Regions from separate parts of the Mus musculus genome. Here region 2 is linked to region 1. Evidence: chromatin loops called from intact Hi-C (ENCODE). Cell type or tissue: heart. All regions are shown on one strand. Each heading gives the region's core, and the rest is flanking DNA. Links, peaks and the distances in the headings are about the cores only.

Evidence for each region. Hi-C counts contacts between places; a loop is a spot of excess contacts. Peaks named below come from ENCODE experiments on the same cell type or tissue, not always from the same donor. Only the 100,000 strongest peaks of a DNase experiment are listed, where the experiment ranks them.
Region 2: a loop joins it to region 1, with 5 times the contacts of the local background. A loop is called at or near these places in 5 of 42 quality-filtered maps.

What each region holds. Positions count from the first base shown.
Region 1 is chr3:99,813,081-99,829,673 of GRCm38, reverse strand. No RefSeq gene overlaps it. Among named protein-coding and RNA genes, the nearest start is that of Spag17, 64 kb to the left of the region's middle. In heart, for the core only: no CTCF peak of the experiment used is centred there; DNase peaks (open chromatin) are centred at 6,213 and 6,743; H3K27ac peaks cover 1,059 bases.
Region 2 is chr3:99,242,221-99,258,813 of GRCm38, reverse strand. Tbx15 (T-box 15) reads right to left here and starts at 5,054. Exons shown (of 8, transcript NM_009323.2): 1 at 4,729-5,054. The coding sequence starts at 4,933. In heart, for the core only: no CTCF peak of the experiment used is centred there; no DNase peak of the experiment used is centred there; H3K4me3 peaks cover 1,486 bases; H3K27ac peaks cover 656 bases; H3K27me3 peaks cover 6,874 bases.

The DNA.
Region 1 (16,593 bases), core at 2,725-10,724:
GGGGTGGTCTTTGAATAAGTTTTGCTTCTGTAAGTCATCACTTCCCCCATATTCTTGTAAGTAACCCTAATAAAATTCTTGGCTTCACCACATTGAACTTTGGTAATCTGTCATTAGTTTCCTCTCTGTGGTGATTCGACATTTCTCCATGTCTTCCCAGGAACAGTGACACCTAGCAGTAACTCAGTTCCTTAGCTCATCATTCCACACTCCACAGTTAAAGCCAGTAACATCTTCTAATCTCTGCTTACCTAGGTGTAATCACATTGCTTTCTGGGTTGGTGTGACTTGTATAAGAATTCTTGTCATTATACTGTGTCTCCCTATGTCAAATTTCTATCCCTCTCACACCTACAAAGTCCTTTTGACCATATTCAATCACAGGCATCATAGATTGATTACTGCTATTGTCTGTTTCACAGGAAATGCACAATACCTTGCCCTGACTCTAGAAATGTACTTTATTCTCACACAAAGTCCTGTTCTGTCTTTCCTCATTTGTGTTTATTAGCTGTGCTGCAAACAGTAAACTATTATAGCCCAAGATTCCCAGAATTCATATGAAGATATCATATTGATCTTTTCAAGAGCCCCTCTCTCTCTAGATTTGGACTGAAGATGAAATAGTCTTTTATAGATAAAAATTCTCTCCAAATATATACCTGTTGACCTTTTATATCCTTAACTCAGGTGAGTGATCAAGTTCCATAGGTCAGTTTGAGAATTTCCTTTGAAAGTTGTGCAAAGTGTCTATGAGGCTTAATTTCCTGGATCACCTCTAATGGGACATTAGGTACCCAAATAAGACACTATTTCTAAATGTGTCTAAATGTATTTCTGGACGAGATTAACATTTGGATCGTTGGACTGGGTAAAACAGGCAATTCCTTTCTATATGCCTGGGCTTTATTTAATCTATTGAGAGCCTGAATCAAACAAGAAATAAAGGCAGAGAAATTTTGCTCTTTGCCTAACAGCCAGAGCTAGGGCATCTGCATTCCTCTGCCCTTGACAGGAACTTAGACTCTCTGAATATCAGAGGTATACCACTGGCATTCTGGGGTCTCCAGTACAATATGTGGCTTCTTAGTCTCCTAAATTGTGGGAAGCGATTCTTTATGCTAAATCACATGAATGTGTGCACATGCATGCTAAGGGTTTTGTGTCTCTGGAGAATTCTGAGGAATACAGAGTTTCACTGTCAGCTTCCATTTCATCGTCCTATTACACTCAGGATTGTATAAGGGAATCACGAAGGCTTTGGTGTCCTTTCAGTGGAACCGAGTGCAGAAACATAATTACAGATATATAATTAAGTAGTCAAATGTTTTGAGCTTTTCCAGATGGAAATCCCTAAGAAGATGTAAAGTTCTATTTTTAGAGGAATTTCCATCCTTCCTTTTCATTTTGGGCAGCTGACAGATCTCTCATATGGAGTGCTGACATGTTCTGATGGGCCTTTCTCTGGGACCGATTTTGTTGACAGGCAAACACAATTTGACATTGTTCAGAGCTTTAAAATGCCCCCCCCCTTTTCATGCACTGTGTGTACAAACTTGGCTCCTCTGTGCCCTTTAATAGTGAAGGGAAATGGGTAAACTGAGTTTGGAAGGACATCGTTGGTGCCACCCATGGAAATGGAACCTGCCGATGCACTTACAGTGTGCTGAGATTTAATTGACCACAGATGAATAAATGATATCATTGTGTAGCAGCAGTGTGATGGAAACTTGAAGGGCCGTGAGTGCTTGGCTGCTTCATCTGAGTTTCTAAGCGAGAGGCTGACTTGTGAGGTCTGGCCATTTCACTCACTCATTGTCGGAATTAGATAGATCAGCCAAAATCCGCTCCATGTTTTAGGAAAATAAATCCCTCTGTTTTCTCATCATTCAAGAACAACTTGCATCCCATCACAAACTGCCAACACACATCTCAAAGCTCTTCATTCTTCCACACCAAAGAGGAAGCATAAAAGGAAAGATTGGTGAGGCAACCGGGCTTTCCCTCATGGATGAGAATTATGTCCCTGGTAAAGGTAATCGTATTTTTCTGCACAATTGTTAAAAGGTCTCCACCAAAACTCTTTAAAAATGTTTGTTTGTTTGTTTGTTTGTTTATTGTGTGCAAGCCATGGGCATGTCAGAGTACAGCTTTTAGAAGTCATTTCTCTCCTTACACTACACTCAGGTCAGAATGTTGGGAGGCACGTGCACTTGCACGCAGAGCCATCTCTCCTGGCATTGTATCTATTCACTTTCTTACTATCATAATTAACATGTGTCTCTATTTTATAAAACTCACTGATGTGGTGCCTGCCTCTTGGAGATGTCTACACCTATAAGGAAGGGGAATGAGCAATGAAACCTGAAAAGAGTTGGAAAGAGGAAAATCAGACCAAAGCTTTAGGGATTCAGGTAGAGATGCAGCAAGAGTCTAGAAAGGCAAGTTTATGGAAATAGCAGCAATTCCTTTGCCAATCTTTATAAATATGGACATGGTGTGTTTAGGTTTAGAGGATGAACTTGGACCATGAGTGGGCCATAACTCTCATCCCATTCCCCTATGCCCTTCTTGTCTAAAACCGTGAGTCTGCGTATCATCATAGATGAACCATGGGCAGCAGAACATTCTACAACTTTTCCCACTGGGACCTTAGAACTATAAACCACTATGTGCTGTTAGTTTTCTAGGCTTCGTGGATAAACTAGTAAGAAAACTAGACCAAAAAAAAAAAAAAAGTCTCAGCACTGTGGAAGTTGCCACTGAGATAAAAAGATGAATTAACTTTTATAGAATGCTAGGAGGTATGGGGGGAAAATGAAGCAAAAAAAGGGGGGATGGGGTGGTGTTATAGTTTGGTCAACTGGACATAAATCTAGACATATTAGGAACTAGGGAATCTCAACTGAGGTCTTCCCTCTGTCAGATTTCCTGAGGGCATGTCTATGGGGGCATTTTCTTGAGTGTTGATTGATCATAAGAGGGCTCAATCTACGTGCAGTGGGCAGTACCATCACTGGGTAGGTGATCATGGGTGATATAAGGAAGCAAGCTGAGCAAACCATGGGGAGCAAGCCAGCAAGCAGTGTCCCTCCAGGGTTTGTACTTAAGTTCCTCCTGGAGCTCCTTCCTGGCTTCCCTTAGTGGTGGACGATGAGCTCTAAGAAGTAAACTCTTCCCTATGTGGTCCTGCCTGGAGGTCCTGCCTTACTTCCCTTAATGACGGACTATGAGCTTTAAGGTGAAATAAACTCTTTTCCTTGTGTGCTTCTTTTCTTCAAAGCAAGCTAGAAGCGATGGCTCTCTTTGCAAATGTGTTTAGTATAGACTAGATTTGAATAGTAGCACATGTGAGCGGGCTTCAGAAAGAGAGGCTGTGAGGGTGAGACCTGGGAGAGAGGAAACGCCTGACATATTTAACATCATCCCATGCACCTCCTTCCCTTATTTTACTGATAGGTGGCATTTTCTGTTCTTTTCTGTCCACCTTCTCCTCTGTTATCTCTTCAAAGAAATTACTCTCCATACTGAATGAAGGTCCTTCATCTCTTGAGGCTAAACAATTAAAGATGAACTAAAATAGCCAAAGAGTATGGGCATCTATAAGAGATTTGAAATATTATTCACTTTCTGTCTAAGATTGCACTCTCTTTACAAGATACAAAGATACTTGGCTTCTCTAATTTTTATCCATACTAGAAAATTCTGTTGGCTACGAGTGTGGGAGCTTTCAGGCACTCCTGCATTTGTGCTTTGCTCCCTTTCTTATGATAGTTTTCATGGTTTTAGAACCAATATCACCCAGGCTTTACTCCATGTGTTACTTTGTTTTTGAGTCTTCTACTATTAGTCTGCTGTTTTCCTCTGAGTCTGTTTCTGTTTAGGATCATGAGTCTACCCTTGATCTTGTATTATCTCTCTATACAAACCCTGCTTGGTTAACGTACCTCCTAGCTGAACAAACACTGAACTGATATCTTAGGAGGGTGATCATATGGGAGAACAAGACAGAGAGACCCACATTCCTGTCTTGACTTAGGATGGATTAACTATAGAGATAAATACATTACTTCGTTACTGATTGAAACCTTCATACATGTATATAATATGCCAAATCTGCCATCCATTCCTTCCCATGTAACTCTACCCCTAACCCTCTTATGGTTTCCCCTCCCATGTCAGTATGTGCCTGTGTACAAGACGATCTGTGTGAGCATGGGTAACCTATGGGGGTTGCCTTCATAAAGAAAGTGGACTGTTCTTCTCCTAGCAACCACCAATATCTATTAGCTCCTGAGCTAGGGGTGGGACTTCATGTCTTCTGCCACACTACAGGCTAGGATTTTGGCTGGCTTGATCTTTAGGGCATAAAGATTTACTTCTATTTGAAGGTTTGTGTGTGTGTGTGTGTGTGTGTGTGTGTGTGTGTGTGTGTGTGTGTGTGTGTGTGATGTATATGTATTTCCACAGAGGCCAGGGAGGATTGTGCCCTCTGGAGCTGAAATTATAGGAAGTTTGGAACTGCTTGGTATGGATGCTAGGTACCAAACTTGGGTTCTCTGTCAGAGCAAAAAGTGCTCTCAATTGCTGATCCACTGACCCTTTGAGTATAAACTTTAAAAGAACCCAGAGCATCTTAAATTTCTCCATGGCCAAGATTGACCCCAGAATCTAGAAGAGGCTGGAACCTGTTAGAAATGGGAGCACAGTGCTGGTTGATATGGGGATCAGATTATCTGTGGAGCTAAGTGGAGAAAATTAGGAAATTGCAGACTTTTCTTGTCCTCTAAGATCTCAGTTTTCTAGCCTCTCATCATTTCAAACATCACTACTATACAAACAACTGGCCCTTAAATCTGTAATTCCACCTTTGACATTTCCTCAAAGCTCCAACTTATTTTAACAGTTGCTAAATATGTGTTCTCATTAGAAAATCCATATAAACAAGTATGTTACACACAAAAGACACACACACACACACACACACACACATACACACAGAGTCCTGCACTTTCTCATAATCTACCCTTGATACTTGACTGCTAATAGAAATATATGCTTTTAATTTGATTAAATGTGAAATTTTTAAAAGTAAGCTATAATAGTTATAAGACTCATGGCCTGAGACTAAGGGCAAGGTACTATGACAGAAATTTCTACTTAATACTTTGTTCAAGAACCCAGAACTATATATTCTGATATATTAAATGAGAGCCTAGTCTTTGTCAAGAATGTACAGAACTCTGTTGGAAATAAGGAAAATGTCCATGTCACTCTGGGTTGTGGTCACCACTCTAATGATATGTGACATGGAGCCCCCTTTCCAAGAATGCCTGGTAATGTTCCTTCAGTTTCTCCTCTACTAAATGTACTTTAGGCAAGGTCTCATTTCTAACAGGGCTGGACAGATGTTTCAGCAGTTAAGGCTGTACTTTTGCTCTTCCAATGGACCAGGAGTCAGGTCTTGGTTCCCAAAGGTGGCTCACACTCTTCTGTAACTCTAGTTCCAGGGGATCTGATGCCCTCTTCTGATTTAGCAAACTTTAAGCATACAAGTGGTGCATAGACATACACACAGGCAAAGCCTCATGTTCATAGAACAAGATGAGTAAAGAGATCATTCTAAGGATTGTTGAAGGCAGACTTTAGAATGATCTTTTGCACAGTATCCAGTACAAAGTAGGCATGTAAAGGCTGCATAGGGTAAAAACCGGGACTCAAAAGGCCCATGATGCTAAAAGGTCATCTTTGGTGGTAGGCATATTCTTAGGATACAGAAATACCCAATGCCACTAACTACACCCAAGTAATTTGGACAATTGGTAAATGTCCTTGAGGATTCTCTCTGCCCCCTTCTTTTCTCCCCTTCCATCCAGAGAGCCCCCTGTGGCTTGGACCTACTCTCTGTGGGCTCAAATGCTTTCCCAGTTCTAGAGACGAAACTCCGACTGAAGTTAGTGGAATGAGCAGACTTGTTTTTACTCGATTTGCACAGCTCTCTTTAATGTCACTCATGCTAGGGAAAAACCATGACCTATACCATGGGACCTCTAGGTCTTACTTCTTTCCACATCACTCAGAAGGTGCCCAACAGCACTAGAAGATTACCACCACTGAAACTCACTCTGGGAGGTGAGCTGTCAATCACATTTCCCCAGCACATGAACCTGACCTCTCGCCCTTGAGCCTGGCGCCTTGGGCCAGGAAGCTTCTCCTGTGTTGTTGTCAAGTTTTCCACTGTGTCCTCAGGTCAGCCCCAAATGGCTACTATTGCTGTCCTCACACTATTTTTAGTCATAGATCAGTTATCCCTGACACGCAGTGGTGGGGATTAACAAAATGCACCCATATGCATCTCTGAGGGCTGACATGTGTGTCCCTAGCCCAAAGTAGTCTTGGGCAGTTCTGGGTAGGATTAGCAGGCTTAATTTTTTTATTATCTCTTTCTACTTCTCTTGGCAGAAAGAAAGAGGGACCTAGGCCAGAACCACCAAGATTTGTTTGAGGAATTTAGCACAAGCCTTTCTTTAACTATGCATCAGACCTTGTATTTTGCCCACACTTGATTCCTTGCAGCCCCCCGGGGTACAATTTTCCTTCTGTTGATGGAAAGGCTTCTATTGCAGACCAGGCTCTGCTTTTATGAGAACATAGAGTAATAGGTCATGCTGTGGGGATGTCCCCATCAGGAGCTCATGTGATGAAGGCTCCACATGCCAGAGGAAGGGAATTTCAGAACGCCCCGTGCCAGCTGGGAAGGCTGTACACGGCAGGGTAAGCTGCAACATAATCACATCATGTTCTGTAACCTCAGCTCTGATGCTCTCTATCCTCTTTTGACCTGAATTGAATGCAAGCTTGATCTTTAAATGCCTGTTGTTCTCAGTCTCAAGTACAGTGCTTGAAACGGCCTTTCTCTGTGGCAAGCACACCACACACCGTAACCCATACTTGCTTGGCATTTCTTTCCTTTAATGTCGTGGGTCTTCTCATGTGACAAAATGACTCTTGACTCTTATAAGAAGGTAAACGTTGGGGCAAGCAACTCTTAGAGCTTTTGTCAAATATGTTGTCAAACAAACAACAAAACCAAAACCCTTCCCTGGTTTGTTGTGTCACATGACATTTATCCCATAGTCTTTATGTGCTTTGTAGGAACTGTGTGCTTAGCTCAGAATCCCTGTGCTGGATTTTAGGAGCCTGATATTGGCCTCTGAGTCACTGCCAGTGCTAGTTCAGAGTCCTGCCTCAGAAAGTTGCTGTCTTTTGCTGGGCTGAGTGGGGTCACAGGAATCTCACAGATGGACCTACTGTCCAGGCAAAGCATGGTTTGTTCTGTACTTCCCAATAGAAAACAACTATAGTCAGAAATTCAGGTCTACTTGTGGATTTCTTTCTTAGCAACTGCCAACCACCCCTTTACTCACTCTTTCATGGTTGCAAAGCTTCAACATATAAACAGTAACTACATTTACCAAACCAAACCAACAAATTCCTTTCTTTCCTTCCTCAGGCAACACGTACTTATTAGGTATTTAAATAGCATGCTTGCCTGCCTCCTGTCTATATGTATTCTAAATGTAACAACTTTTTCCACTTAGGAGTTTATGAAAGATGAAACTGTGTCCCTTGTCCAGTTGCTGGCTGTGGATGAAGAGATTAGTTCTTCATGCCTCAGTGGTTTTTCCTTGAACACAAGATGGAAGGAAAGGGACTTTTCTCTGTGTTCTACAAGTGTTTTAGACTGACGGTCCCTGAACAAACCAGGGCATTTCTTGGACATTCTCTGGGTTCTGCTTACCCTTGGCTCACGCTGCACAGACTCCCATAACTCCTGCCACTCTGATCTCTTTCCTTGGCTGTGGCCACTTAGACACTTGGTGAATTTCTTTTTGCCTGTCACCTGCAAGCTAGTCTCTTGCCGAAGCTGCTACTCAGCTTCTGGCCTCCCACACCAGAACTCACTTCTACCTTTGTTTTTCCTCCTCCTTTTCTTGTGTTCTTTATTTTCCTTTCTGGAAATAGCTCTCCCATGTGTGTGCATGCATTGACTCACCCTGGTCTCTCACACCTGCAGACTCATCAGTAACGTTGGTCCTTGTACATTCTGGTGAATCCTCAAATCTGATTTCCTACTGTGGCCAAAATAACCCTGTATAAAGATGTCATATTGCCAATCATTATGACTTTCATTCTTTGCCTTTAATCATATCTCAAAAAATAAGGCAAGAAGAATAAAAATTATTGAAGGAATAGCATGAAAGAAGAGATGATGTTCTAGTAAGGCCAGAACACTTACAGGTAAAAACATCATGTGACTGTATGTTCAGTGTGTAAGGTCCCACCTAGTTAGTGTTGGGGTGAGAACCAGAGTCACTGGTGAAAGGGAAGTTCTGGGAACCCTCACCAGGTAAAAGACTGGGCTTGCTCTCTAAGCCCCCGAGGTATGTTATTGTACAGAGCAGTCTCGATTTTCATCCTCACTCTTGTCTTCTTTCACCAGACATTCAGGAAACTCTCTTTGGGAAATTGTCTGTGAAAGCCAGGAGGGAGTGAGATCTGCAGCACTGGCCAGAGATAGGGTCCTCGGAGGCTGATCTGTATGATCGCATCCTCAGCTTTTCCCAGGTGATGCTAAACTTGTCTCTTGTTGACTACAGTAGAGGAAGGGAGAGCATGCAGGCAGGGTGGTGGAAGCTTCTGCTTTCAGTAGTAGAGGAATATTGAGTTAGTTTTTTTTCCTTTATGTGACAATGTTACTGCCATGAAAAACAAAACTTTATAAAAAAATTAAACCACACAGGTGTTTTCTATGATCAATGAAAAAAAAAAAAGTAAGATTGAAAGTTGTATGTATCCTATGACTTCAGTCCTGTAGACATCTACATAAGCAATGTATTCTGGGTGCAGAGGGATAGATTAAAATCAACTGTGCCTAGTAGATTCTTCCTGGAGGCCATAAGACTTTCAGGGAAATCTTGAGACAGGATCTCTTTTGAGGTCCTCAGAAGCTCGGCTTGAGCAGACAGATGATGTGTGACTTTGGCCTCCGAACAACCCTTTGAACCCAGGCGTTGAAGGTATGGTATTAAAAGCTACCAGTTAACACAGATAGACAAGCTAGAGTCCATCAGAGTTCCTGGTACGAGCTGGGACTCCTGGGAATTTGTCTGTCTTTTCACGCACAAAGGGGCAGCCAAAGCTGGCTTACTTCCTGAGTGTCAGAGTGTAGAGAAGCCTTGAACACCACTCTTAGCCAGATATGCCCTGGACTGAGGAAGCCCTTGGGATCTGGGCAGTCAGCAAGTTGCATAAATCAGTGCTAAGTCCTGTATCAGACGTCTCCATGGTGCCAGCATGGTGCCATCCCAGGAATCCACAGCTTTAGGTTACCTCAAGTCCCAGCCTGGGGTTTCCCTGGAGGCTGTGTTAGGGTTGGATGGCCAAGTTGTTCAGTATCCTGACCTTTCTTTTGCTCCATGGACTCAAATCCATCATCTTTACTGAGTACCTACTATGTGCAATGTGATTTACTGATGCCACTTTTAATCTGCTCAGCAATTCCATTAAAATAGTATTATTATCACAATTTTGTGCGTAGTAAGGTTGAAACAGTGTGATTGAATAAGTTGTGATGTCTTTCAGCTTTTAGTTTTTCATGCTGTGTGCATGTATGGTGGGAAGAGAAGTAAGGAGAAAGGGTCCATTCCATTATATTGCTTTGAATTCTGGTCTTTAACCATCTGTCTTCCTCCTATTTGTTTCTGAAGTGTTTCTTCTCAGCAACCTGCAAAAAGTAGTATCCTTTAGTCCTTTTAACTCTGTCCATAGGAAGGCCTCATAGAATTGGAAAATTAGAAAAGAATTATAGTTTTCAAAGGCTTATGTTTTGACAGCCATCAGAACCATTTTCTATGCTTAGGATGACCAAAATCGCCTGTGTAAACTAGGAGCACGATGTGGTTAATGCTGAAGATTCAGGAAACACAGATTTCCAAATCCCTCATGTTCTTCTCAGAGGAGGTCATGACCAGACCCTGTGAGTCTGGTGCTTTTTTGACATTCGATGACATGCAGGACACCTTCATTTGGAGTTGACCCACTAAGACCAGATTTGAAAGACTGGCTGACTTCATCCTCGGAAATCCTGATCTTGGTGATGTCAGTCCCACCCTACCCCCTTCTCTCTCTTCTACTTCCTCCCCTACAGATATATCTCTCAAGTCAGTCACTACACTAGGGAGCTGCAGTAAGTGACACATGGAATATACATGTTCCATCTCTCACTGAGGTTTGTGGACTGGGAACTCAGTGTGAAGTCAAAGTATGAGCAGTGGTTTAATGGGGAAGAGAAGAAGGTGCTCAAAAGACACATTAGAAAGGTCAACATGGACATCCTCCATCAGAATGGTCTACACAGAGACCCGACCCGAGGAATGAAGGAATGACAGGAGAGGGAGGCAGATCCTTCCAACCCTGCCTGGTTCAGGTGTGCAGTCAAAGAACACTGGAGTTGCATCCATGTTTTAGATGAAGGACTATCACCATTGAAGGACTATCTGAATTCTAATGGACCATAAGAATTTCACAGAAATGCTGAGATGAGGTACTCCTTGGAGGAATTAATATATACCATAGTTTGGAGCTGTGACCTGGGGGAAGAGACATCTGTGCTATGGTATCTGTGGTTTGACAATTCAGATGCACATGTGACCACCTTGTTTACCAGTCATTCCATGCTCCATTTCCACTGGAAGACCGGGCCAGATTTCCTACTTCTGTTTGTTGATAGGACCCAACACAGCAGGTAGCACATGTAGGACATCATTCCTACTTGTCTTGGTGGCCCAGAACCAACTGGAGAAGGTCTGCTCTAAATTTAGCCCTGCCAAGCAAACTGTAGGAATTTTGTACCTCACAGCAGTTCATCTTGAAAAGACAGGTCTTGTGTTTGGCTGGGGCCTGAGGACTCCCTGTCATTGTGACAATAGGAAGCAAAGGAAAGGCAAGCCATAAATTAGGCCAGGGGACAGAGGCAGAGGAAAACAGATACACACTGGTGACAAGATTAATATGCAGTTGATGGAGAGCGCTTTCACACCAGAGCGCCAACAAATAAACACAATTCGGAAAGCTCATCTCTGCCTCATCGGGGAAAGCCCGATTCCTGAGCCAGTGACAGGGAGCAAATGACTGAGCAAGAGGAAGAAAAGAAGCATGACAGCCATGTACATGGGGGGTGGGGGGAAGCCGGGTAGGGGAGTCATTGTCAGCCAGGAAGTCCCCCAACCCCTGCAGGGTCAGAGAGCTGAAGGATGCCAAGCAGTGGGCTTTGCTGAGCTGTATGTTTTCTGAACAAAATCAAAGGACAGGAGGACCAGGGGCTTGCGCTGCAGGGGAGGTGGACTCTGAGATGCCTGGGTGAAAGCTGAGCTGAGAGCGGTGCTTGCCCCAGGCACAGGCATGGCTGTCTGGGCCACCAGCTGAGGAAGGTATCATTTTTTACCGGGAGTCAGCAGAGTTGCCTGGCTCTTCATCTGGACCCTTCGGATGGCCTCTCCCCTGCCCTGCCCCGCCCCCATTCTACAAGGAATGACGACTCAGCAGGCAAGCGTCGCAGAGACTTTTGCTTATTCTTTTGAAGCACATAGAATTACTACCCTTGTAGGCACAATGCAGCCAAATATTGAAAATTTTGTATACTTCCTAAGGCAGGCAATTGGGAGAATAGACACAGTCTTTAAAACTACCAACTTATTCTGTGGTTTAGGCTTGTAACTATTATGCTACCCTGTTGGGCCAATGCTTTTCCATGACCCTGAGAATAAATCCAGACTTTGAACTTGACCTAGAAGAATTCTCACGATCTGATCTTTGCTTAAGCTGGCTAAGCCTCTCTCTCTATGGCAACAATGAACAACTTCTGTTTATATGTAGCAGCAGATTAATTCCAGCATCAGGTGGCTTTATTGACTTGACCTCTAGTGAGGGGTCCCCTGGCTACTTCACATCATGGATGTGATGGCATTTTGCTGGGAACATACATGAAAGAGGGCGGTTGTGCCGAGAGGCAAAAAGCCAGAGAGACTGAGGTATTGGTCGCTCTCATACAACAACTTTCTCATGAGAACGAACTGGAGTCCCATGAGAATTCCATTAATCTCTTCAGAAGGCAGAAGGAACCTGTACCTTCAATGACCTCCAATGAGGCTCTACTTATTACGGGCTTTATCACCTCCAACAATACCATACTAGAGACCAGTATTCTAATACTTGAAACATACATGTATTAAACAATTTAATTGTTGTTTAATTAAGGGGAGGGGGTAAAACACAGCCAAACCAGATCATTATTTAGAGCTCTAACCTTTAACATATGCTTTTTTATCTTCCTGCAATGACCACACCCACCTCTTTTCTCCTGCATCCTCTAGGCCCCTGTCATTATAACACTCATGCTGGTTCGAAAGCTGCCTAAGAAGATGTTGGTCTCGAACTCTATTGTTTGGCAACTAGTTAAACACTGAGTGCACAAATGGGCAGGCAAGTGAATAAGTGAACAGATATTAACCAGATAAATTGGTGAACCAACTGAAGAATAATTCTTACATCTTATGTAGAGATGTTCAGTTTGGAACAATCTCTTGACCTTTGATTTAGTTTCTACTTCAGGGCTGGAGGACACCCAGAATGCAAAGTAAGAACACAAGCTAGCTCAGAGAAATTTGGGAGAACCAGTTTGGCTCTTAGTTTCCACAAATAAATTTATCATATTTGCCTTCTTTTTGCCTTGGCATCAGTACCCATAACATAAGCAAGCAGAGCCTTTTGAAGGCAGTTATCAGAAATATCAACAGCTTCAAGTGCTCATTACAGATGTCAGATCTCTCATTGCAGGCATCTGGTGAAGCTTGGAGAAGCTTCTTAGCTCTCTCAAATTTAGTTTCTGTAATAGGGGAGAAGGAGAACAGCGCCTTTGAGCAGTCAATCATTTCTAAGGATCCAATGTGTTCCTCTTCCTACCAATGCAGGTTGACATAGGTCTACTCTGTAGCCAGGATGTTTGTAAAGTGTGTGTGTGTGTGTGTGTGTGTGTGTATGTGTGTGTGTTCTTCGAACATTTGTTGGAACTGGGCAAATGATATGTTAATGAGTTCTTTGATGGAACCTCACTCATATACTGGTATTATCTACCAGGGTTAGTGGAAGAGGCACTTTGGGACTATGATAATTTATTAGAATTCTAAGATTTTTATGACACCATAATCATAAACCTACCCATGTTGACCTGGCACATGGTACAGAGTATTGATGTACCCACAAACATTTAAATGCAATAATTTTGCAGTGTTTGAAATCTACTGCAATAGATCATGAGTATATTTACATGTCAACCCATTTTTTTCAAGTGCTTTTTGTGGATTTATAGTATTCCAATGTAGTCCATTTAACAAATGCCTTGATTTCTAGTAGGACTCTCCCAAGCCCTGATATTTCATAGTATATCAGTGCCAGTAAATAATTCGACCTAAATTTTCTGAATATCATTCCTTTTTTTTTTTTTTTAAGTAAGTGATAGTCAAAGACTGTACTACTTTTAAGGTTCTGAAAACTTGAGAGACCGCCTTTCAGAGGATTATCTCCTGCTAGCAGTCAGCTGTGACTCTGACAGTTCTCGCTGGATCACACCTTTCTGGTGACAGAAGTCTACCCCATGAGCCCTTCTGGGAGACGTTAAACCTTCCCAGGGCACCCCTCCTCTCACAGTGGAAAAGAATTAAAGACAGGTGAAAACATAGTTATTAAATGCAAGGACTTAGCAGTTAGAATTTGGTTCAGAATTTGGCTCCGCAGCTCATAAGCCCTGAGCAAGCTACTTCACTCCTGTTAACTGGTTTCTCATCTGTCAAGCTTATGAATCTACTCAAAGAGATTTTGTTGTTGATAGTTTGTGATGATGTTCGTGTGTGTGTGTGAGTGGGTGTTTAGAAAGAGCAGAAGGTAGCATAGAATATATAATCACTCTTATTTTTACCAATACTAACAATATCTATATTGTCAATATTATACTATGTTAAGCATTTATTTGTAACTCTGTCTTATGTGGAAAGAAGCGTGATACTCAGCGAGAAGGAGGGAGGCAGTGGAAGAGAACTTAATGCTGTTTCAGAAGGGCTTTAAAGTCTACATCTTGTCAGGCAGCCTCCGTCCTTGCAGCTCACCTTTGCCTTTAGAATTTGTGGTGGGGAGGAAGGCTGTCCACCTGCTACAGCTGCTTGGGTTTCATTGGTCCTGGGAGCTTTCTGCTCTCGCCTCTCCTTGCTCTGAAGGCAGCTTCACTGACCTTGAGGGTCCAGGACATAGTGTTGATCCCAGGAAAGACAGTAATAGTTTTGTTGACAGATACTTTTCAACAGCTGTCCAGTATCTGGGAAGTCCAGAGACAGGGGTGGGAGGAGAGTGAGTCAGGGTTAACTCCTTCTTGGCCCTGAAAGTATTCTCCTTGTAACAAACCCTTGTGTGCCTCGGATTCTCCTGGGCTTTGAAGACATTTTTAGAAACATAAACCTCTTTGTCATTGTGCTTTACAAAAACAAAGAAACATTATAGATTCAGTAGAATAAGTGCGTGACGTGACGTTTAAGAGCATTGAAAGCTCGGTTTCTAAGAAATTAAGTGGATACATTGTGGTGACATGAATCTCAACTTCTCTGGAATTCCTTTATCCCTCACCTCTACAGAAGACAGGATTTGGGTCTTGAAATTTAAGCGTGGGTGGGGGTGGGGGGGTAGAGAACCCAACTTTTCAACATTTTATTTCTGTTTTAATCTTAGATATTAATCACATCTAATTTTATAGTTATTTTCTATTTACTAGTCATAATGTGTGTGGTAGTCTAGCCAAGGACTCCTTAATAAAAAATATTAAAGTATTTTAAATGGATGGCATTTTAAGTGCTAATCCTGAGGAACCTTTTCTAATTCTGGTGCTGAGGGACAAGAAGAACAACCGCTTGCAAACTGACTCTGGTTCCAAAATTTGGATTTTTGACTTTGTTATGTTTTAAGGACAAATATATTAAGAATCTCTGAAGCAGTGTAGAGAACAAGACATATAATAATGAGATTTAATAGAATAGTAGTCAGCATGTTTCCTAGCAAAAGCTCATTGCAGGGCTAGGACCACATTTGCTTTGTTTTTCATGTGCCCACTAAGAACTTACTGGAATGTAAAACCTAAGCACTCTCTGTGGCTATTTGGCAGCATTTGTGTCCCTGACCCTTTTAAACTGCCATCCAGAGAAGCAGCATAGCTCATTTAGAACTAGCTGTATCAAAAGGTGCAGTGGTGTGGTCTTAAACAAAAGCAAGAGGTAGGGGCTTACTCAGGAGCGGTGAGGGACATTATCAGTATACAGTGCAAACTTTGTTCAGTTTGAGTTTGGTTGCATGATTTACCCATTATTAGCTAAAATTTTAATCTCTGTGAGTTCTTTCTCTCCTTCCCTGAGAAGCACATAGATAAGTTATATGTGTGTGAAACAAACAATGTGTGTCATACTTTTATAGCATGCACAGCACACTGGCTACTCAGGATAGGACAGTGTGGCACAGAGGTATTTGGGGCAATCTAAGTCTTGTTTTGGTGATCACCAGCTATAGAAGGAAGTTATTCCAGGTGGCGAGATCTGGAGCTGAACAAAAGAACCCTAGGACTCTCCAGAAGTTGAAACTTAGTCTCGGGGACCAGGTCACTGGAGGCTGCATAGATGGTCTTCCAAGCAAAATTCATCTCTTAATATCTCAGCTCATTTGGTTATTATAAGACAAAAGGCATACCAGGGGAGAACTGGTGAATAACTAAGGACAAAGTGAGGGAGGTCATTTGGTTGGCAGTGTGGAGCCTATTTGTGCCTTTTCAAGGATTTACTGGATGCATAGTGCCTGGACTATGGGTAAATAAAAAACCGCAATGTCAATCATCAGGAGGAATGACTCCAGCTGCGTGTCTTCATATCCAGCACCCTGGCTTAAAAGGTTTTTTTTTAAAATAAAACTTAATAAGTTTTGCATAATGTGTTCTTCAATAGGTTCAATACTGTCATTGCCTTCCAAAATTAATCTGTTTTTCCCTTTGCCCTTTCATGTAACCCATAGGTGATTGGCCATGTATACTGGTGTCTTATAAGTTCATTGTCCTAAGAACTTTATCAAGAGGCAGGTCATAGATCACTGGTTCGAGTGCAGCTGTCCCTCTCAGTGTGGCTCGTTAGAAACCCGGAAGAGAGAAAATTCTCATTTGGGAGCTCTGAGATGAATTCAGGAAACTGAGTTTGAAAGTTCCCCAGTGATTGTAAGTCAGCCCTGCTTGACAGCTATTGTGTGCGATTTTAAAGTTGTTGAGCAAGCCTGCTCTTCCTAACCTATGATGCCTGAAGCATTGTTGGGCTCCAAGTAGCTGTCCATGGATATTTAGTGTGAAGAGCTAAAGAACAGAGGGAAATAGCAAACTTTAGAAAAAAAGCCAAGGCTAAAACTTGGGTGATTTTTTGAAAGGATTTCTTCTAGTCTAGCTAAAGGCGGGGCTGCAAG
Region 2 (16,593 bases), core at 2,868-10,867, 570 kb after region 1:
TTGTTATTTGATCCTCAGGTTAGGAGCTCTAGAGCATTCTTCACTCACACCACACAAACTAAAAATATTTTGCATTTATAATTGTCTTTCAAAATTAAAATTTTACATCTCAGGGGTTATTGATATGAGGGTGCAGTTAATTTCCGTTTGAATTTCGCTCCAAGAAATGTAATTCTTTCTCCCTGCACAGCCATCATCTGAGGAACTCTGGGAACCTCATCTACAAACTCAGGAGATGCAAAGTGGCTGGATGGAAATTCGGAAGCATTGTTCGACGGCTAAGACTAATGTAAGAATGTAAGAGATGGAGAATCCAAGGGAAAGACGAATTGAGACTTTCAAGGCCCCTGGGTTGTGAACAGATTTCCATAGGGAAGCCTTCGTTGGGGGTGGAGGTGGGGTGCAAGAGAGGAATCAGATCCGGAGCACTGTAGTCTAGAGGTGTAGGGGTGACTCCTCGGGGAGCCCGAACCTCAGCGATTATTATGCAGATCAGTTTGTCAGCCTGAGCCTCGGGTTCAGAAGCTTGGGGATGGGGTTAGCTACCAAGAACTAAACCGTAGGAAGGCCCACGTAGCCGCCCCTCACAAGAAACCCTGGCCATCTACTTCCCTCACTCCGGGGCCTCTGTTGTTTCTGTGAGGTGTAATTGGGATTACTGTCTTTTCAACCACTACCTCCTACCACCACTGGGATTTTACAGAGTCTCCACAACCAATTCCTACTGCCTAGCCTCGGTCCCGTTCTCCAAGCCCCGCGCATCCACAGACGTCTGCCTTAGACACTGACACACGTTTGAAAAGACACTCCTTGGCCCTTATCTTCCAGTGAATAGCTGAATGTCTTTGGTTGGACCATCCTCTCCAACCAAAGACAAATTCGATCCTTACCTCCTCCTCTGCTTCTTCTTCACACAAGATCACTTACCAAAGAGGTGGCCTCTGAGGAAGGCTGTTTTGAAGGCAGATTTCCAAGTCCCACTTAATAATCCCTTCTCTGGTGCCGGGTACACCCTGGACGCATGAATGTGTCCGGGGTAGTGCCCACAGCACAGAGGAATAACAGTCCCATGCGCAGGCCTCAACCCAGGCAGAGCCTCGGCAGGAGCTTAGGTTCCGCACACCTTACCCTGGCCACCTGAACCTAGTGCTTGACATCAGTATTCCCACCCAGCTCATCCCTCTGTATCCATTTCTTAAATATCAACGCCAGCGCCCACTCACTTGCTCTTTCACCCCATGGAAATGGGGTGGGTTTAATGTCAGGATTAAAATCTCAGTTTTGCTCCAAGCAAACAAACAATACACTGGAAGATTAATTAATGTGACCAATTACTAGAAACTAGAAGTTACTAGTAACTAGAAACAAAGTGCTTTGGGACTGCTGAGATTTCTGCTTGGACAGAAGTTTCTCCTGTCTCATTTCATGAGGGTTTGCGCGCGTGGATGCAAACGAAAATGTTAAGAAATTCTGCTTAGTTCGATTGTGAGTGTGCTTGAGTGTGCCTGCCTGTACCTGCCCACCCGCGACTGATGCCACCTCTCTAGGCCGGTGGAACCCGTGGCTGGCCGAAAGGCCTTCGGCCTGCAGGCTGGAAAAGGAGAAATCCCTCCCCCAGAAGGTTTGAATTATTTCGCTCCGCAGGAGACCGGGCCTTGGCTGTACTTCGCTGAAGATTCGGGCGGGAAATGTCCAAACCAAAGATGGGGGAAGGAAGCCCAGTGGAGCGTTGGATGGTCCGAGTGCAGAGGGCGCCGCCCCGCGCTCAAAATACATTTTCAAGGCCGCAGTCACCGCAGCTGCTCCGCCAATCCTGGGTGAAAAGTTTCTTCTGTTGGGCTTATCCACCGGCCAGGGCCTGGAGACTCTCTCCCGCCGGTGGCCTCCAAGTCCTAGAGACTTATCCGAAAGACAGAGAGTGCGAGAGCGAGTGCCCTTAAGAGACTAGGGCAGGCATCTGTACCCGCAGGCCTTGAAATTTGGGAGGCCACAAGGCTTCCATGGAAGTTTTTGAAATAGTGCTGTGTCCTCTGACCTATGAGTACCCTCCAGAGTGGAGGTCTTGGCTGGCTGCCCCCCTACACCTATCCCCCTGCTACAGGTTGGCGCCCCAGGCTTCGGGTGCTCAGGCGCCAACTAAAGCCAGCTTTGTCCAGACCCGGAAAGAAAATCGGGTCTTGAAAAGGCAAAGGGCCGGCCCGAGTCTCTGAATTAAAAAAGTTTGCTTTGCTGTTCAACTTTACAATTTGGGCCCTGGGTTGTCTGCCGGTCCTGTTGGTTTCAGGCTCAGGTAGGGCCAGCCGAAAATAGTTGAATCATCGGTCCAAGAGAAGATGGTGAGAAGGACAAACACAGCTACTTTGGCCGGATGAGTATTTAATCTTGCCCCAGGCCCCAGGCAGTTTGGTTTTATTTTGTGTTTTCCCCCCTCTGCCTAAGACCAACAACTCACACAGCAACTTCTCCCACCCTAGCAGAAGACAGATCCTGAAACACAGTAGAAGAAAGGTACTGCTCTGCACAGGATAGCTCAGCCATCTAAGCTATTCTTTCATAAGTGTTTCTAAATGTGGCCTTGAGTGGGGGACAGGGAACTATACTAGAGGAGGAAGAAAAGCTACGCAGCTGGCAATTTCTGCTCACAAATTGTGTGGTTGGGTCCAGAATGGGCAGCTATGGCAGGGTTCGGCCTGTCTCCACACCAAGCCCCCTCCCCTTTTTCCCTGAAGGATAATTTCTCATCCCAAATCCAGAGGATAAGAAAGCCTTTAAGTCCTTGCCTGAGCTCCAACCTGAGGGTCTCATCTGCCAAAGGCCATGCTGGGCTACCCAATGTTCTCAATTTTGAATCCCTTCTTCAGGAACCTTGCTCATTAATTCATTTCGTTGTTTCCTAGCCTCAGTGTACCCTCTTCCTTTTAAAACAGGCAATCAAATAATGGAACAGAGCGGCTGAAGTGTGTCACTAAGGGTTAGCTCTATATTCCATCGAATCTTTGTCAGGCCAAGACTAGAGCTACTAAACAAAATTCTGGAGACTAGCTCTCCACATTCACGTGACTGGAATATTCTCTTTTCCAATTCCTCTCTTTGCTTCCCTCACTTATGGGTGAGAAAGACGGAAGGAGAGAGCTTTGAACTATACCAATGGTTTCAGAGACCCCCACATGCCGGCCCTTTTGAGCTTAGACACACCAGACACACTCCCAGCAACCCAGACTCTTCCCCCAGAGAAAAGCACCCTTGACATCAGTCTTCCTAAATCGAATAATTTCTCCCTTATCCACTGTCAGGAAGATAAAATAACAAGAGATTCCCAAATCGAAAGTTGCCATAAGTCATTCCAATAACTGTACAGACCCTTACTGAAATCCTGACAACAGATAAATTGGGTGACGGGATGGCAGAATAGAGGACACATATTAGCTATCTTCGGTTCCTTCCTGGATTGCCCACACAGCAGACCGAGTGGACCTGCCCTTGCTCCCAAAGAGAGAAAGTCGTGGATGGATGAAATAAATCTCCTTTTAATTTTCTTTTCATCGACTAATAAAAATAATTCCCCAGCACTAAACCCAAATTCCGTAACGGGCCGCAAGAACACGGAGAATTCATGAAACTCTGTCTCTGCAGGTCTCTGGCTAATCGAGTTATTATTAGCCTCGGGAGCGTGGAAACTGAACTGTCACTGCTGAAAGAGAAAATGTAAGCGACAGCTGTCCCTCTTCGGGCTTTGGCTAGCTTTCAGGCCAGGATCCTCAAGCTCCCGAGCCTACTGCTGCTCCCATTCCTGTGTGGGCGGCTGCCTGACTCTTCCCCCCCACCCCCAAGCCGTGTAGGACAAGGAGTCTAGTCCTGGATCCTAGCTGGTCCGCAGGGACACCTTCTGCAGGGCCTTAGAAATCTGGGCTGAAAATACTAGTTGTTGAAAATATTCTGAAGCCGCTAAACCGAGTTATGAGTGTAGTGTTTGTGAGCGTGCTTACAGGATTTTGACAACAGCTGTTCCCCCGGGCTGTTTTGCACTGTTGAAATCTTGGCACTAAATACAAAATGTGAAGCTGTTTTCTCCCTCTTAGGGTTCTGTTAAAATACACACATTGACATCCGCCTTGAGTTTTAAGTGTTTTGTGCATATTAATTATGTACAATATGGAGAGATCTAAGAAAATTAGTTGAAACGTGCACCCACCCAAATACTGAGATGTGGGCACGGATTAAAGACCTGGGTCTCAGGATACAGTGTCTATCTACTATGTCCCCAGTGAAATAGAAATAATTATACTCCACCATCTAAAACTTAGTTGAGAGAGAAACTAAAAGAGAAAACCGGAACATTTCCCATGGCTGCCTTATAGGCTTCGTCTGGCAGCACTCGGGGGCTCTCAGAAGCACGGAAGCAAGTCTCAGATCCACTGGGCTCTTTCTCCAGTGTCTTTGACTGAGCTCTTTCAAACCCAGGGACCCGCAGCCCTCAGTCTCTGACACAAGAGAAGGGGGATGGACGCAAGTAGGCCTTGAAATTGGCGATTAAAATGCAAGGCTCGGGCCAGGCCCCCAAATTGGTTCCGGCGAATTTAGGGAGGCTCAAGGTATTTATGCCAAGAAAAAGGAACCCCCGTCGGAGTGAGGCAGGGAGTCAGCAGGCAGGGCCTCCCTCCACTCGCGGGGATACCGGCTGGTGTTCCTTCTCCACCCGCCTCCCGTCGTCCGATCCGACACACTCACCCGGGTGGGGCTCCAGGCCGTGTGTCGCCGGGTCGTCTGTGTCTCCGAGTGGGCCTGCGGGACTCAGCGCCTCCATGGACAAGTCCAGCCCCTTCTCCTCCCAGTCTCGCAGTTTCCGCTTTTTATTTGAGCCGATCAAGGCTTCAACGGAGAAGGCATGTGCTCGGGAGCTCAGGGCGACTGCAGATCTTCTCCGTTCACTCATTTTAGCCGCCCGCACCCGGGTCTCCTCTAGCCCGCGCTACTGAGCTGGCAGCCCCGCGGCCGCACGCTCCGAGCGCCCGCCGACCCGGCCCTGGAGAGGCGGCGGCGCCGCGGCCGAAACTGGGGCGGCGGCTCCGCGGGTGATCTGCGCCCTCCCTCCGTGTCCTCCCCCGCCCTCGACCGCCGGATCAGACCGGTGCCCCCAGCTGCCCCAGCCTCTAGGAACTAGCGCGGGGAACGCCGCCCGCCCGTTGCATGGAGCACTGAGTCCAGCTCCCCACCCACCCGGGCAGGCGCTCACAAACTCTGCTGACTGAACTTCATCTTTTCTTTTTTTTTTTTCTTTTCTTTCTTTCTTTTTTTTTTTTTTTTTTAAATTCACTCCCTCTTCCTTTTTCTCCTCCCTCTCCCCCTTCCCCACTCGTTCTTCCCGTCCTTCCCTGATCCAAACTTCTGGGAAACTTTTCCCCCCTGAATTCCTCCCTTCCCGAGGAACAGGGGGTAGGCAGTGAGCTCCTGTCCGAGGGGTGAGGGAAAAGGGAGGGGGAGCAGAAAAAGGCAGAGGGGAGGAAAGCCAGCCCCCAGCCAATGGCAAGAAAGGAACAAGAGAAAGCCCGAGAGCTCGGGCCAATGGGGAGAAGGGAGAGACTGAGGCTCGGGCCAAGGCTGTGCGCTGGCCATCCCCAGGATGCTTCTCTGCCAACTTTAACCCCTGGCTTCCCGGCACCCGACTTGTTTCTCTGTAGGAGGAGGGCAGTCGGGACAGCTCAAAGTCAAAATCTGATCTTCGCCCTTATAGACTCTACAAGTCCAAATACGAATCCATACAGTTTCCTTCCAAACTCTCAGGATCTAATAGAGCTAGCTATCATACTCAGTTCAGATGCAGATCTGGGAAGCTGATGCTGTGACAAAATGCTAACCTGTCCCTCTCCTCAAAAAAAAAAAAAAAAAAAAAAAAAAAAAGGCAGAAGATATTTCTGATCATATCACCCATGCCCCCAGGGGCTTTGAGATCTGCCCAAATTTCTCTACGCAGGTTTCTACTGTGTTCCAGATCAATGACTTTCTAAGCGGGTCCGGTTAAGGCAAAACGAAACAACAACAACAAAAAATTTTCCTGCTGCCATTCGGCCTTATAACTGAACATTTCAGGACTTCACGCTCCTTGTTCTACCTGATGGAGGGAGGAGACAGACACGCTGAGAGTTAAGAGACCTGCATGGGCCGCTTAGCTTGCCTCGGGGTCTGCAAACTTACCCTGCTAGACTGGGCCCCTGCACCACACAAATAGTAACTTTCATAGCGCAGCAGACTCTGAGCTGCGCTTCGCCTATCCCGGGCTCTTATTCCAAAGAACCCACAGCGGGTGCCGGGGTTGGGGGTGGGGGGGAGATAGATAAGACTTCTGATAGCTGGGAAGGAACTTTTTCAAAATTTCTTCAAATCCCCTCATCTCCAGAACTTGGCTCTCATCTCTTACTAATGATCTCCCTTTGCTCCCACGCCTCACTTTTAAAGCTTTCAGGACCGTTCATTCACCACAGATAACCTAGGAACTTAAAACAACATCCCCCACCATTTTTGTTATCCAACCGCTCACCAAGTTATTTATCCTCATGGATAAATGGCATAAGGCCTCAGATCGCAGACTTATACGGAGGCCAAAAAGAGAACGGAGGGAAGGAAGAAAGAGGGAAAGAAAGAATAAAAAATCTCCTATTTCAGAGCAGAGGCCTAAAAGCCTCATTTCCCCATTCCAAAGTTCCTGGTCAAAATAATTCTATCCTGAGGCTATGAAGCTGGGAAAGGAGGAAAACTTAGCACCAACCGGGAGGCCCAGCAATAAGTCTAGCCAGGCGCTAAGCAAGGTCTGAGTAATTAAGTTAGATGGAGTACAGAGCCTATGAGCGGCTCCAAAGAACTAGCTGCTGAGGGAAGGAGGAAAGGGACATTGTGCCACCTCTGAAAGGCCACATTTCCCTGCCTGACCCAAGAACCAAGGAAATTTAGTTCCTGCCATTATCATTAAGAGCCCTCTGCTGCTGGAAGCAACAACCATGGATTGAATGTTCACTGGCCTTTTAAGAGGTAGGACTAACTTTTATTTTTTTAAATTTCCCTCAAATCATGCTCTAGCCTAGACAAGAGAAAGCTGGTGGCAGGGCAAACATAAAAAGAGCCTTCCTTGATGGGTATGTTGCTGTCAGTCCTGGGTTCCAGGGCCTTCCTGGAGCTTTCTATGACTTGAAAGTCCCCAGGCAGGAAGAATAAGAAAGCCAGGGGCATCTGCGGTTGTCCCGGCAGATTCAGGGAATACATGAGTGTCAGGGTGCCCTTACCAACCATCATTTCTTGTTGGAGCTGTGGCTGGATACTGAGTTCCTACAAAAAGTCTTGGAGACAAGACACTTTGGAGCCCTACAAATCTCTTCTCCTCCAGCAGCTCATGCCTGACTCTTTCTTCTGGTTTCATAGGGACTCTCAGAACCCTGTGGCTACGAGCCAACAGTTCACCAGGATGAGGAAGAAAGCTGTGGGTCACCTTCTAGACTTTTCCATTTATTCCCTCCATCCCATTGTCTTTTTTAAAAGCCACTTTTTTTTTTCCTATTTTCTGAAAGGCCAGGTTTGGACTGAGAAATGGATGTGTCATATGGGACAGACACCCTCTGTGGGCTCACATCAGTCCTGCCCCGCCCTGCCCACTACTTTGGTCCAGAAAGAGGCCTTGGACTGATGGCTCAGCCTTTAGGGTGCTTGCCACCTTCAGGCCCAGCAACCTGCATTTGATCCCTGGAACCCACAGGACGAAAGAGGAGCACCAATTTCTGCAAAGTTCTCCTCTGGCCTCTGCATGTATGCTACATGCATGTACATGCAGGAGCACAAGTGTGTGTGAGCACACACACACACACACACACACACACGGGAAGGAGAAAACTCACAGAAATATAATTAAAAACGTTTAGAGAGTTCTTTTAATCAGGCACCAACCCAAGCATTAGACCGACAGCATGAGCCCACCCATATGGCTGGCCACAGACAAAATGTCCCAGAGAAAAGGAAGCAGCAACAGTGCCTTCAAGGTAAGCATCAACACCAACCCTACCCACACCGCCCCACCCCTGCTCCAAGCTTATGTCCAGCAGGGTCCTCCACTCTGAAATCAGTTCATGTCTTCTTCAAGTCACACCCACCCTGACCCATATTCAGGTAGAGTCACAAATTAAGCCACAAAAACCAACCCTGTGAAAGTGAAGACAAACAGATTTGGAAACAATGAGAAAATTGAAGTTTCCCCAAAGTGGGAGGGGCTATAAATGTGCCCCCCCCATCGGAGTTCATCTAACCTACCCCTCTAAGGGTATGTACTCCTTAGTGTATAAATTTGTGTCCCTGGGAGAGGTGCAGGGGAAATAGAAGAAGATGGTTTGGTATATTTGGCTTGGTTACACAGGATACAGTCAAGAGAATGGAGAGAGGATGATGGGTTAACCAAAATGTGGACATGGCTGTGTGCATGATTTTTTTTTCCTTCTATTGATCACTCAGAGGTCTTCATAAATTATCCTGTTACCATCGTTTCTTTCTCTTTTAGCTTGTAGGGAAAAGAGTGGGGCTCCCAGCTTGAGACTGATGTCTAGGCATTCTCAGGGCTTCCCAGCTACAGGCTCCACCTTGTGACCTGAGCTGATTCTACAGGCTATGGATCTGCCGCGGGTCTATTTCAGGCCTGAAACTGACAGAAAAAAAACCCTAGCCGGAACTAGCCCAGCTCCTGCTTGAATGCAAGAAGGAAGGGAGTGTGTTAAAGCCAGAGACGATTCCCCAGGAGTCGCTGGACACCAGCAGAAACCTATGTGGAAATGAGATCTAGGCATAGCCTGTACAGGGGGTGGGGGAGATGTTAGGAAAGAAAGGGATAACACAAAGACTGCCCTCCTCCAACTGGCCCTGCCCAGTCAGCAAAATTTCAAAGGTAAAAACAGATTTCCTAGCATCAGGACAAGAATAAAGAAAAACCAGGCATCCCAGAAATGGAACCCCCACCCACATTCTCGGAGCACATTTTCTTTCCCTCCTGCACACTAAATACCACCTTAAATCGCTCTCTGCTAATGCCTCCGTGCGGAGGTGACCCACCAGCCGGCTTTGATTTCGGATAATTTTGAGTTAGTAATTGAAAACAAAGTTAGGAATAGCTGGCCAGCAGGACGAGTTAGGCTGCCCCTAAACACGTGGGAAGGACACTCTGTGCGGGCAGGGAGATTGTAATGAACTTGGCCATCAGGGGAGGTGTAAAATATTATGAGGCGACTACGGGGTGGGAAAAAATCATGGCGACTCCAAGGTGAGGTGTGTGCCTGGTGATCGGGCCTACTTCGGACCCCAAACTGTGTGACCTTAGGCAAGTCGATTAACAGGCTAGGACCTCAGTTTCCCTTCGCCATACCGCGAAGATCTAAGTAATTTGCAGCTAAGAATAAGCAAGTTATTTTGGGGACGGGGGACAGAAGACTGGCAGACCTAAGGTTTTATTCTGGTAGCTATCAAATCGTCTGGGAAACTGGAGCCAGTGTTTACCTCTTTCACTTCTGCTTTCAGACTGGCATTCCAAAGTAAAAGAAGCAAGGGGTGTGACAAGCGAGTGGCCTGGAGCCCTAGGCTGCAGCGGGAGGAAGAAGAGTAATTTAGGACAAGTATTGACCAAAGTAGCACTTTTCTTTTCTCTTGTAGCGCGCACCTCCAGTCTCCTAGGCTGGCTTTGGTTACCGACAGCTAAGACACTGCCGTGAGTCCTTGGCTATCCAACGCTCCCTCCCTGCCCCGCCCCTGCCCCAACACAGATTTTTTAAAAATAAAAGTCAGTGGGAGCAAAGGTTCTTTAATGATGTTTTTTTGTTTTCGCGAAATAAAAATCGTCTATTTTTATTTTAACCCAGCAGCGTGCCCACCTCTCGGTCCTTCCAGATGTTTGCAATAAAATCGCAGGTTTTGCCTTTGGGACTTGAAATAAAATTTAACGGCCTTCACCCCGTAATTATTCTCTTAGCTCGCCCTTCATAAATTTATCTGCTTTCTATCGGCGTTGGGGCAAGAGGCGAGTGAAGGGGGAAAAGCCCCGATTTTATATTTGTGACTATAAAAAAGTGCCACCCGGTTTCCTCGCCTTCGGCCGCCGCCGCAGTGTGGCCCGGCAGGCCGGGCAGGCGGGCCGCAACATTGAACTATTGTTTCCCTGACTTAGGTCGGCTCAGGAGCTTGGCCCCTCCACAAAGGGGGCCTTTGTGGCCCTGCTCGCTGCGGCCGCGCCCAAGAGGCGAGGAAATCCTGTTCCCTCAGGCTCAGCTCCTCTTTCCCTCTTGATTGGAGCTACCCAGCAGCGGGGTTTATGCCTTCCTTGGGCTCCCCTTCGCAGGAAGTGGAACTTCCATCCTGAGCAAAGCCCTTAAGTGAAAGAGGGAAACCTGTCTGAGAATCCCCAGACAGGCTAGTGTAACTTGTCTACCAGTTTTCACAGCCAAAGTCACGGTAGAGGAGAGCACTGGGGCCTCAGATTTGGGGCAGTGTGCACCCCAAATCAAATGTGTGCAACACCAGGCTCTACTCTCTGCTTGTACGTGAAGCTGGTTGACTATCTCACCTCACAAGCACATGTTTGCACTGTATGTATCCCTGTAGTCACCCGTTCTAGACTTAAACATAGATGACACTTTGCTAGGATACACAGCATCACACGCAGGCGTGCAGGGAAACATCCTGACCTCACACTCCTCTGTCCCGAATTTACAGAGGTCATTCTGCCTTTGGCACCTCTTTACCCAAACTTCAGCCAAGGCTCTGCCTGATCTAAAACTTAATCCATGTTGTTGTCTTTTGACCCCCTTCTCCTATCTGGGACACCTTCAGGTTCAAATAGAAGATGACAAACGGAAGAAATGAGCGTTCTGCTTCCAGGGCTCACTGCTTGTGAGAGTCACCAATTGCCCAGGGCAGGCTCTAGCTTTAGGCAAAGCCCGGAGAATCCTACCAAGCACTGGGAAGCATAAATAGGAGAAACTGGAGGACCAGCTGAGAGCAGCAAGGCTTTGCTTGCCTTCAATCACGTGGGGTGGGTTCTTGCTTGAGCCAGCAGGCCTGAGGCCAGAAAAGCCAAATCCAGGAGCCAGACACATCTGAGGCAGAAAGTTCTTTGGGGGTTTTTTCTGGTCCCAGGGCTCCCAGCAATTCTAACTTTGCTTCCAAAAAGTGTCTTCTTCTTTCCTCCCTGCTGGTGGTTTTGCAGGTGCTTAAACAGTTCCCTTTAGTCCTTCCTTTCCCCCATCCCCCCATCCTCTCCCTTTTCTTTTCTTTTCTTTTCTTTTCTTTTCTTTTCTTTTCTTTTCTTTTCTTTTCCTTTCCTTTCCTTTCCTTTCTCTTCTCTTCTCTTCTCTCCTCTCCTCTCCTCTCCACTTCTCTTTCTTTCTTCCTTTCTTTCTTCATGTATGTGAGGAAGGTGAGATATCTAAAGGCTTATTGGATGAAAAGATAAAGAAGTGCCAGGCTCTGCTGTGTGCAGAGGCACAGGCTTTTAATCCCAGCACTTTGGAGGCAGAGGCAGGTAGATTTCTGTGAGTTCAAAGCCAGCCCGATCAACAAATCCAGTTCAGGACAGCCAGGGCACAGGAAAAAAAAAAAAAAAAAAAAAAAACTTTCTCGGAAAATCAAAAATGGAAAAAAAAAAGAAAGAAAAAGAAAAGAAAAAGAAAAAAAAAAGGTGGAAGAGCAGGAAGAGGAGGAGGAGGAAGTGGTGCCAGTCTCTGTACTCTTGTTCTATAGGAAATTTGAGACATAATGATTCATTCTCACCCAGGTTTCTTGGGTGAAAATGAACTTTTCAGAAATGAAGCAGCCCAGGGCACAGCTAGTGTATCTAGCATTAAACCCTGTTGGAGCTCAAAGACCAGCAGCTAAATGTGAGCACACACTTTGAGGCAATAACATGTTGATGTATTGGTGGACACACACCCCGTGCCCCATGCCAGAAGTGCTTAGATTCTATTTGTCATCAGTAAAACAACCACATAGGAGCATAATGTTCTCTGTGGAATTGTGGGAGTCGACCCCACCCACAAAAGCTGGCTGGTGGACTCCTAAGATCCACCACTCTTGAGAAATTTCTGTCTTCCCCTGCCGTCAGAGAATGAGCTATTATTCAAGAGTGGATGAGAATTCTCCATAGTGGACAACTGTGCAGCTGCTGGAGAGGGGATGGACAATTAGATCTGCTTGCCTGTCAATGTCAGGCATGGCTGGAGCTCTGCTTACATTGCTTTTGTAGCCAGGTGGAGTTGCAGGAGCTAGTTATGGTATAAACTAAGTCACAGGGAGCTCTGATTTTTGTCTCAGATTCATGAGGTACTTTGTGGCCTCAACATCAAATGGGAACAATTCACTGATTCACCATTCTACACATAGCATCCCTGGTAATGCACACAGTGGGCAGATTACTAGTTCCAGAATTCTGGTTGTTCATCCGGGGAAAAAACTATGAGCCTTTAAAATGGCTGGGATTTGCTTTTATAACCTGGTCAGCCTTTTAGAGTAGGCACACATATGTAGGTATCTGTGGAGAGGCATCAATGCCACCATGAGCCTGCTGCTGAGGAAAGGGTGGGCTAAAACCATCCCTTCACTAAGAGCACCCCATGAGGCTTTGCTTTCTAGCTCACAGTCAAATACCCAGGGCATCCAGGAGTGAGGAAGATTGTCTATCCCTAACGGGGTACTTTTTTACTCAGTTCACATTCTTCCCAAAGTCTTCATATGGACAACTGACTGGTCCAGACAGGTGAAGACACTCTCCAAAAGGAAAATGAATTCATGCTCCTCACTCTCAATGGTGTCTGCCACACCAATTGATTAGGGAGATGGATGACTCTTGGAAGCAAGGGTTAGTGGCACTGGAGTGGGCCAGAACTATGCTGCTGTCTGTCCTTGGATACTCCCAGCTTCTTCACTATTGGAAAGTTTGTACCCAACCCAGATAACAAGAAAAGGCAATGCTATGCATAGACCACAGGGGCTTCCAGGACAGAAAGGATAAGAAGTGTGTATTCCTACAGCTTGCTTCTCTTTCCACCCACTCTTCTCTTTCTCTCTCTCTCTCTCTCTCTCTCTCTCTCTCTCTCTCTCTCTCTCTCTCCCTCTCTCCCTCTCTCCCTCTCTCCCTCTCTCCCTCTCCCCCCTCCTCTCTCTCTCTTCTTTCCGGCCTGAACCACTTGTAAAGAACTAATGTTTATTGAGCCTTTTGGATCCTGTGCTAAGTGCTTAACATGGACCAACTCACTCCACCCACTTCGACTTCTATGAGCCAAGAACTGGTATTACCAGCCACATTTTACACTCGGAGAAACTGTGAGGTAAAAAGGAGTTATGTAACTTGGCAAGGATATCACAGCTTTTAGTGCAGGTAACCTTGCTTCAGAGCCAGAATTCTTAACCCCTCTTAACCCCATATACCCCCTAGCCTCTCTTCCTGTATGTTTACTGAAGCAAATTGCATATCTAGGTTCTCCCTGCCTTCAAGAAACCCAAGCGAAGTGGCTAGATATTGGGAAGCACCAATAGAACTGTCTTATATGGGATGAAGAATGCCAGCCCAGTTATAAATACACATTGGAGTCTGTCCCAGTTTCAGCATGAAATCTACTTTAACATGGAGCAAAGAGGTAGGAGCTCACTTCCCATCTTTTCCCGATGGGAGGTGCAGCCAGGTAGAGAGGGTATCCTTGTGCAGGTACCAGTGGTTGCTTGCAGGAAGGTAATCCAAAGCACTCCTCTCAGGCTGGGCGCATCCAGTAAAGATCATGCTTGAAAAGCTTGCTTTTGGCCTCTTGGGCTCCAGGCAACTCAGTTACTAGGGCCTGGGCTTGAGCAAACTTTCATTCCCATAACAATAACTCTTTAGTGTCCCAACATCAGAGCTACCTATTCCCTGCCTTTCACCCACCCCACTAATTAGCAACTTTTGGAGATTCCATATACACTTGCTGCTGAGACATGTGATTAGAAAGCAACAGAAACTCTTCCCAGTGTCTACTTCAGCTTGAAGAACATGTCCATCTCAGAAGTGTGGAGGGCTGTACCTAATACCCAGAAAACAGGGTATGCTGTCAGAGGGGGTTAGTTCTTGAAGACAGATCTGCTCATCTAGCTTGGGAGAGGGGCTATGTTTGAAACTTTATGGTCACTAGAGAGCTGCTACTGACCTTAGATAGACCTTCAGTGCTACCAGGCTTTCCCCTTGTTCCCTGATCCTGGTCCTGATACACATGTAGGGTTGAATTGGAAAGCCATGGTCCAAACACCATGATAAACCATGCCTACAACCTAAATCCAATTAATATATTCAAATGAAGAACAAATCTTTTGGCCCTTCTAAGTATCAATCACTTATACTTGAGTATCCAAAGCCTCAGAAATCAGATTTGGTATCAGAGGAAGGAGAGAGAGAGAGAGAGAGAGAGAGAGAGAGACAGAGACAGAGACACAGAGACAGAGAGACAGAGAGACAGAGACAGAGAGACAGAGAGACAGAAAGAGACAGGAGAGGGAGAGAAAAAGTGAGAGGGAGAGGAAGGAGGGAGGGATTGAGAAAAGGGTGGGGCAGGGTGGGGTGGGTTGGAAAGACAGAGGTTTGATTGCCCAAGGGATTCTGGTAAAGTCAGCTCATCCTGGGTAAACCATTTGGGCAGGAGCATCCTCCAGGATGCTGTAGTCTCTCCTGGTCTCTGGGCTGTGATACTTCAATAGTTGATCATTTGGCTACATTACTGCATCCAAGAATTTCTGGCCTTTATCAGTTCCAGAGCCTACTCCTCCCTCCACCTCTAGCCTCCAGCAAGGGTGGGAAAACAGTGAGTGAAATGAAGCTAAGACCCTGGAACAGCCTGGCCTCTGTCACAACCAGCTTTGATTGGATCCAGAGGAGAGAAAAGAGGGCAGAATGGAAGAAGAGTCCCCTTCTCCCATTTTAGGTTTCTTGGTAGAATGTTGGCAACCTCACTTGTTGGGCCATATTTTTTTTCCTCCTTTTGATTTGCAAATCCTGTTTCATTGGAGAACCAGTTTTGTTCAGTGTGATTAAAACATCCCATCTTGTCAAGGAGAAGCTATGCCGTCCCAGGGTTGAGCCCATGCTCAATACCACAGGGTATTGCAGACCATTGACCCTGTGGTGTCCTTATCTGTTCTCCATAGGTCTCCTCATCTCTTCAGTTGTGTTGTTTCACATACCCCACCTCTGCACCTTACTGCCTGGAACTTTTGTTTGCCCCCTTTCATCAAATTTGCCTGCATTTTTTTTTGTTTGTTTGTTTGCTTGCTTGTTTTTTGAGACAGGGTTTCTCTGTGTAGCCCTGGCTGTCCTGGAACTCAGGCTGTAGACCAGGCTGGCCTTGAACTCAGAAATTCACCTGCCTCTGCCTCCCAAGTGCTGGGACTAAAGGTGTGCGCCACCATGATTTGCCTGCATTTTAATGCGTCACTGAATCATGCCAAGCCCAACTCCTACATACTCCTGGAACAAGAAAAAAAAAAAATGTGTCCTGGGAGGATGCCCTTGGGCTCCAGAGGACACTAAAACCCCCAACTTTGCTTTGCTAACTGTCCCCAGTGTCGTGATCTGTCTGGGTATAACAGCATGAGTAAGCAGGGTCATCATTAGCCTCCTCAAAGGCCACCTGAAGAAGGTGAACATCGGGTTTTTAGGACTGAAGAAGGTTTGAGAAAAATTAAAAGCTAGGGAGCCTTAAAAGAACACGAGAATTTAATAGGGGAACAAAAGGAAAAGAAGAAAGAAACGGTAACAACGTAAAAGATAAAAGAGGCCTACAACCCCAGCTCAACATAAAATATATATCTTTAACCTCCACCTATTTTTTTCCAAGAAGCTTCGCACAATACCAATTTGGGGTAAATCTGTCCAGAGAGAGCAGGAATCCTGCAGGAGACTTGGAGAAAAGCCCCAAATGTCAGAATGTCAGCTATAGCAAAGCAGCCCCAAAGCCCGAGTGAAGTGCTCTATGGAGGGTTCCTAACACTGAAAGCCTGTTGCGCCTGTGAGTCAACTGAAGGACCAGTAGGATGGACCTCTTGCTCTTCTTCCCCAAGCATTGATGTAAGGCATCCAGGGAAAGAAAGAGACAGCTATGGTGGGGGTCTGGGAAGAAAGACAGAAGCCTGCGGGTCCCTGGGAAATGGGAGCCAGGAAGCCGACCCTGGGAGCGGGGAGTTCTGCCATTTCGGCCTAGTAGAAAAATGAGAGACCCTGAGCTGCGCCTGGTTGGTGCTGGAGGGAAGCCAGTGGTGTTTGCTGTTTTATATGTCCGCCCCTCCCTATCTGTAATCCAATTTTGGGTTGTTAAGCAAAGTGTAGAGAAAGCTTTCACATCGGCCTAACATTTGGCAGCGATGGAATTGGATGAGAACTGGCTGACAGCGGCCCACTATATCCCCTAGCCCTCCCCTCCTGGAAAAGTGCTTTTATTTCTGGGCGTCTCCTCAGTTTCCAGTTGATCTCGGGAACTGGAGCCCCAACTTTTTTCCAGTTGATCTCGGGAACTGGAGCCCCAACTTTAGCCCTTCCTCAAGTTCCCCCGCTCGACCCCTCCGAAT